Linked DNA regions of Homo sapiens: region 2 is linked to region 1. The links are chromatin loops, found by intact Hi-C in ENCODE. Cell type or tissue: CD4-positive, alpha-beta T cell. All regions are shown on one strand. Links, peaks and the distances in the headings refer to the core of each region. The heading gives the core; the rest is flanking DNA.

Region 1 (2,917 bases), core at 160-2,659:
TGGATGATTTTAAGCTGCACTGTATTCCATTATTAGATATTTAAATGGCTTCCATTTTTTCCGCTATCATAGACCATGCCGGAATAAATATCATTCTGTGTACACTTGTCTACATCTCTGTTGATGTCTTTAGGGTAAATTCCTAAAAGTGGAATTACTGCGTTCAAGGGTGTTTCACGGTAAGGCCTTTTGCTACACATTGCCAACAAATTCTTCAGAGAGTAGCAGAAATTTGTCTTCTTACAAGTAGTCTATGAGAGTAGATGCTGATTTTCTAAATGTAAGGGAATAAGAAAAACTTCATGATTAACTTTTTTCACGTGTATTTGGGCTTTGGTGGGAGTAGGCAAGAAGAATATCCGTGGATTTATAGAGTAAGCAAAAGTATGTCAGGAAAAACTAGGAAGAATAGGGCTGAACTGTGGCTTGATTTCAGGAGAGTTTCTGGGATTCAGACTTGAATTAACTGAATGATGCTGTAATGTATAAGTGTTGGTATAGGTGATTTTATGCAAAGAAGAATAAACATTGGCTTACTTTTATTTATCGTATACGGTATGGGTGACTACTGCTGCTAGTTCAAGGGTCTTGATTTTTTAAAAATGTGTTTCTTGACTGTGGTAGCTGGGAGCCCCAGGATACAGACTTTTGGTTAAATAACATCTGCTCCACTCTGCCTTCCCGTGTGGGCCTCTCTAACCCTGGGCCAAGCAGTTGAGTCTCTCCTCGGGGTGCCTGGAGTGAGGGTGGATACAGCTTGGGTAATTCAGCATCTGTACCTAAAAACTTACTCAATGTAGGCTTCATGTAAAGAAGTCAGTGGTTCTTGGGAACAGGGGTGAGTGAATGGAGGCGAAAGGTGGGGCCCTCCACAGGTCAGTCAGGCCCTCAGGGTGGGACAAGAGCTGTAGGGCTCTTGGTTATAAACCTGTGTGGTGGAGACCAGCAGGTGAGCCAAACTCTTCTTTATTATCAGAACATTTCACTAATAAGGGATCTCAAGGGTCATCTGGCACAGCCTTCTCTTTTTGCAGATAAGGAAGCTAAATAATTTATTATTTCAGTTAAGCTTCACCATATGAGAGTTTTTGGTTTTTTTTTTTTTTTTTTAAAGTTTTTAGGATCAGATAGTGAACCTTGGAACAGAATTGGCTGCTTTTTGTTTCTTTTTTCTGGAAGTGCTGAACTTTAGAGAATTGTGGCTGCATGGTAGACAGGCAAAACAGGAAGGACACAGTGCAGCTGAGAGCGAGGGTGGCCTGTGGTCTCTCGTTTGGCCTGGAGAACGGGCTGATTTCAACTCCTCCTGCACTGCTCCTGAGTCACGGGTCCTACACCACCGTGCCTCTCTCCCGAGCTCAGGAGGCCGAGCTCAGGACTGCATGCTCCTTCCTGAGTGGTCTCCAAAGGCTTCAGAGTGGCCTTGGATGAAGAGCTGCTCACTTCTGTGCCAGTCATGTTTTTTAGAATTTACGTACTAGTTTTCTTCTTGCAATTCAAAAAAGTGTTTTTTTTCTTTTCCTTTTAGTAAAGAAACACGTATGACGGGTTATTTCTTTTAAAAAGCAACAGCTCCCCTGAACACCAAACTGTGCCTTTTACCACTGGGTGACACTGTTAGACCACAGAACGTGCTTTGCTGGTAAAATCAAGAGTCCTTGAATTTCAGATTTCATCAAGCTACTTTACATAGGAGAGAGAAACTCCAAATCACTTAATAGTCATCTATCAAATGTTATTTGATAAGTGTAATTTATCAATTTTAAGGCCAATGAGTTTAAGGCAATCAGTTATTAAAGAAATCCATTAATTGGGCAGGATTTCCATTGCTTAGAAGTTTTTGCAGATTAATGTGCTGCATATTAATGAACTAATTATTTCATGGGAATATTTATGCAAGCCAGTGTACTAATATATCTATTTCTCACCAGACAAAAGTCTAAGTTATCTTTCTTTGGCAAAAGACTCACTGTTGATACACAGCAATTAATGTTACGGAGTTTTAGTGAGGATTTTTTTGAGCCATCTTAAAAGCACGTCTGTTGGTTAGAGAAATGGGTATTTGGTTCTCTGTACTGGTATGTGTTAAGAAGATTATGTCTTACTATTTCTGAGCTCTTTCAAGATCAAATGAAGACAGAATTGTTCAAAGCGTGGGTTGACCTCCCCTACTCAGTTTTTGGCTCCTTTTGGAAATCTGATGTCTGCCCTTCTAAGCGTAAGGTGAGCATTATCTGGTCAGTTTCAGCTGACCACTATGTGACTGAGATGTTTCTGAGGTTAAGAATTGAGTGCGAGTCAGGCCCTCCCTTTGTGGGGTTAACATGAGAAAGAAGACAACTTCAAATTTAATTTTAATAGAATCAGACTTCAGTATCCTACAAGAGGTATTAATGGAGTCCTGCAGGAGTGTAAAGGGGAAACACTGAGGAGGAGCCAGGGAAGACTTGGTGGGGTGAGTTCCTTCATTTGGGTACTCTAAACCGCCCGTATTATCCTGTTCATTCAATACTTTTTTTTTTTTTTTTTTTTGAGATGGAGTCTCACTGCATTGCCCAGGCTGGAGTGAAGTGGCGCGACCTTGGCTCACTGCAGCCTCTGCCTCCTGCGTTCAAGCGATTCTCGTGCCTCAGCCTCCTAAGTAGCTGGGACTACACACATGCACCACGATGCCTGGCTCATTTTTGTATTATTATTATTATTTTTTTAAGTAGAGATGGGGTTTCTACTTGGCCAAGCTGGTCTCAAACTCCTGATCTCAAGTGATCTGCCTGCCTCAGCCTCTCAAAAGTGATGGGATTTACAGGCGTGAGCCACTGTGCCCGGCCCATTCAGTACGTTTTAATACGGTGCACACAGTGTGACATACAGCCCAGGGCTGGGGAAGGCAATAGGAGGTAAGATGAGAGGTTTGCTG
Region 2 (2,917 bases), core at 91-2,590, 760 kb after region 1:
TCTGTGGATTGAGAAAATTTAATGTCTGAAGTTACTCCAAATTCACTCACCAATTTCAAAAAAACTTGAATTGTATTCATCACAGCAGCCTCTGCACACATTTGAAAAATGATAGAAAGCTTTATTTATTTATTTAGTGTGTAGACAAGAGGTTGCAAGCTGGTGGGCCATGGGCTTGATGTAGCCTACAGACGTGGGTTTTTATCTTCATGTTTATGCAACAGTAGCATTATTATCCTTCAGGTATGGTAAAAGATACTTTTTTTTTTTTTTTTTTTGAGATAGAGTCTCCCTCTGTTGTTCAGGCTGGAGTGCAGTGGCACCATCTCGGCTCGCTGCAACCTCCCCCTCCTGGGTTCAAGCGATTCTTCTGCCTCAGCCTCCCAAGTAGCTGGGACTACAGGCACCCACACCCACCCCTGGCTAATTTTTGTATTTTTAGTAGAGACAGGGGTTTCACCATGGTGGCCAGGCTGGTTTCGAACTCCTGACCTCAGGTGATTCCCCCCACCTCAGCCTCCCAAAGTGCTGGGATGACAGGTGTGAGCCACCGCGCCTGGCCAATTATGGATAAATCCTTTTATCTTTTACCATACCTGAAGGATAACGCTACCATTGAGCTTTCCTTTCTAAAAAGACACATGAGGTCCTGTATCTCCAGTGTAGGAACTCTCCTCCTCTTCCATTTCCCAGTGGAATCTAAAAGTATCATTTGAAGCTGGACATTCCAAGTTGTTGCCCCTCAGGTGATTGTATTGATTAGAAGAATTCATTTTTAAATTAATTACTATAAATGAATAGAACTTCTTGAAGCTAAGGGCATCAGTTTGTTCACCTTATACGATGTTGGTCTCTTGTTTTTGCTGCTGCTGTTGTTGTTTACATTGTAGTCAGTTTCCAATATTTAAAAACCAGTGGACTTCTTAGGTAGAGAACCACTTCTTCTTTTACGGTCTGAAGAACAGAAGCCCAGCAGGATGATGTGACTGCCCTGAGTCACACAGAGCTGGGGACTCCATCACTGCTCTCTGACTCCCTCCAGAGGATTCTGGCCCTCAGATTATAACACTATTCTAGAAAACTGTAGTACTTGTTTCTTCTCATTTCACCTTCCTCACCTTCTGCCTCTTCTTGGTGAACCCAGTTTCCAAGAGCCCCAGGTACCCAGCACCCTCCTAGTCCACCCTAAGGGTTGCTACACCTGCTCAGAACCTTCTTCCCTCCAAGATGTTGCATTTCAACCTTTCCCCTCTCTTCCTTTCAACTCCTAGTCCTTCAGTGCGGCTGGTCATTAGACAGTACAAGCGCATTATCTCATTAAAGAATTTAATAAACTCCAAAGTCAATATTATAAAGGCACATTTAGTGTAAACTTAAATAATGGCAGCATGTTTCATCTTGAAAATATCTATAAGCTCCATCTAGATGAAATCCGATTCTCATTTGGCTTAATATGCATTCATATCACAGTGTTAAGAGCACTTAGCATAGCTCTCCGAATGTGCAGAAATCAAATCACACTTCACCACCTTCGGGAGTAGTAGTAACCATTTCAAAGAAAGCTGTGATTAAGAAGAAATTATCTTTTAAAAATCCAACTTGGCTGGGCACAGTGGCTCACATCTATTACCCCAGCATTTCGGGAGGCTGAGGTGGGCAGATAATTTGAGCCCAGCCTGAGCAACAAAGGAAGACTCCGTATCTACAAAAAAAAAAAAAAATTAGGCGTGGTGGTATGCAACTGTAGTCTCAGCTGCTCAGGAAGCTGAGGCGGGAAGGTTGCTTGAGCCTGGGAGGTCAAGGCTGCAGTAAGCCATGCACCACTGCACTCCAGCCTGGACAACAGAGCGAGACCCTGTCTAAAAAAAGAAAAAAAAGGAGAAGAAAAGAAAATCCAACTCAATGACAATTTAGGACAAACAAGCAATGTGATGAAAACAAATAACATTATGTAAAATTATAAAGCAGATAGGACAAAGAAATCAGAGGCCTAGTTTTAGAATTTGTTCTTACAAATTGGTGGTAGACCCAGTTCTTTGGTTATGGTGAGGCCCATTAGGCGTGACCCTAAGCCACTATCAAAACTCCAAAAACAGTTTGTCCTCCCTAGGGAATCATAGAAAAACCATGGATGGTGCCTTTTTCCTTTGTTTATTTAGGATGGGGAATGCCAGCTTTCATCTCAAATCATGTAGCTCAAGAGAGCACTTTATTTTCTGCACCTGCTGTTTCTGTGGTTCACGCACCATTTTTCTCTTTCAGGTTCTATATAGAAAGCATTTCATACCTGAAGGATAATGCTACCATTGAGCTTTTCTTTCTGAACGCGAAGTCCTGCATCTACAAGGTAGGAACTCCCTCTCCCTCAATTTCCCTCTGAAACCTGAAAGTATCATTTGAAGCTGGAAATTCCAAAGTGTTACCCCTTAGGCCATTTTATTGATTAGGAGAAGTCATTTATAAATTAATTACTATAAATAAATGGAATGTTATGAAGCTAACGGCACCATTTAATAATGTGATTCCTGACCCGGCGCGCTGGCTCACGCCTGTAATCCCAACACTTTGGGAGGCCGAGGCGGGTGGATCACGTGGTCAAGAGATTGAGATTATCCTGGCCAACGTGGTGAAACCCTGTCTCTACTAAAAATATAAAAATTAGCTAGGCATGGTGGCACATGCCTGTAGTCCCAGCTACTTGGGAGGGTGAGGCAGGAGAATTGCTTGAACCTGGGAGGTGGAGGTTGCAGTGAGCTAAGATCACGCCACTGCACTCCAGCCTGGTGACAGGCGGAGACTCCATCTCAAAAAAAAAAAAAAGGAATAATAATAATAATAATAATAATGTGATTCCTTTGATCCATGGCTGTGTTTCTGGCTCTGTGGACATGTTTCCTAACCTTATTTTAAAGGTCTC

The links. Peaks named below come from ENCODE experiments on the same cell type or tissue, not always from the same donor. Only the 100,000 strongest peaks of a DNase experiment are listed, where the experiment ranks them.
Region 2: a loop joins it to region 1, with 6 times the contacts of the local background. A loop is called at or near these places in 4 of 110 quality-filtered maps.

Annotation. Positions count from the first base shown.
Region 1 is chr10:14,541,885-14,544,801 of GRCh38, reverse strand. The region is part of intron 2 of FAM107B (family with sequence similarity 107 member B); the gene reads left to right. Among named protein-coding and RNA genes, the nearest start is that of MIR1265, 110 kb to the right of the region's middle. In CD4-positive, alpha-beta T cell, for the core only: a CTCF peak has its summit at 1,566 (motif pointing right); DNase peaks (open chromatin) are centred at 1,321 and 1,601; H3K4me3 peaks cover 513 bases; H3K27ac peaks cover 1,221 bases.
Region 2 is chr10:13,782,352-13,785,268 of GRCh38, reverse strand. FRMD4A (FERM domain containing 4A) reads left to right here. Exons shown (of 25, transcript NM_018027.5): 6 at 2,263-2,347. Among named protein-coding and RNA genes, the nearest start is that of PRPF18, 200 kb to the right of the region's middle. In CD4-positive, alpha-beta T cell, for the core only: a CTCF peak has its summit at 1,050; a DNase peak (open chromatin) is centred at 1,008.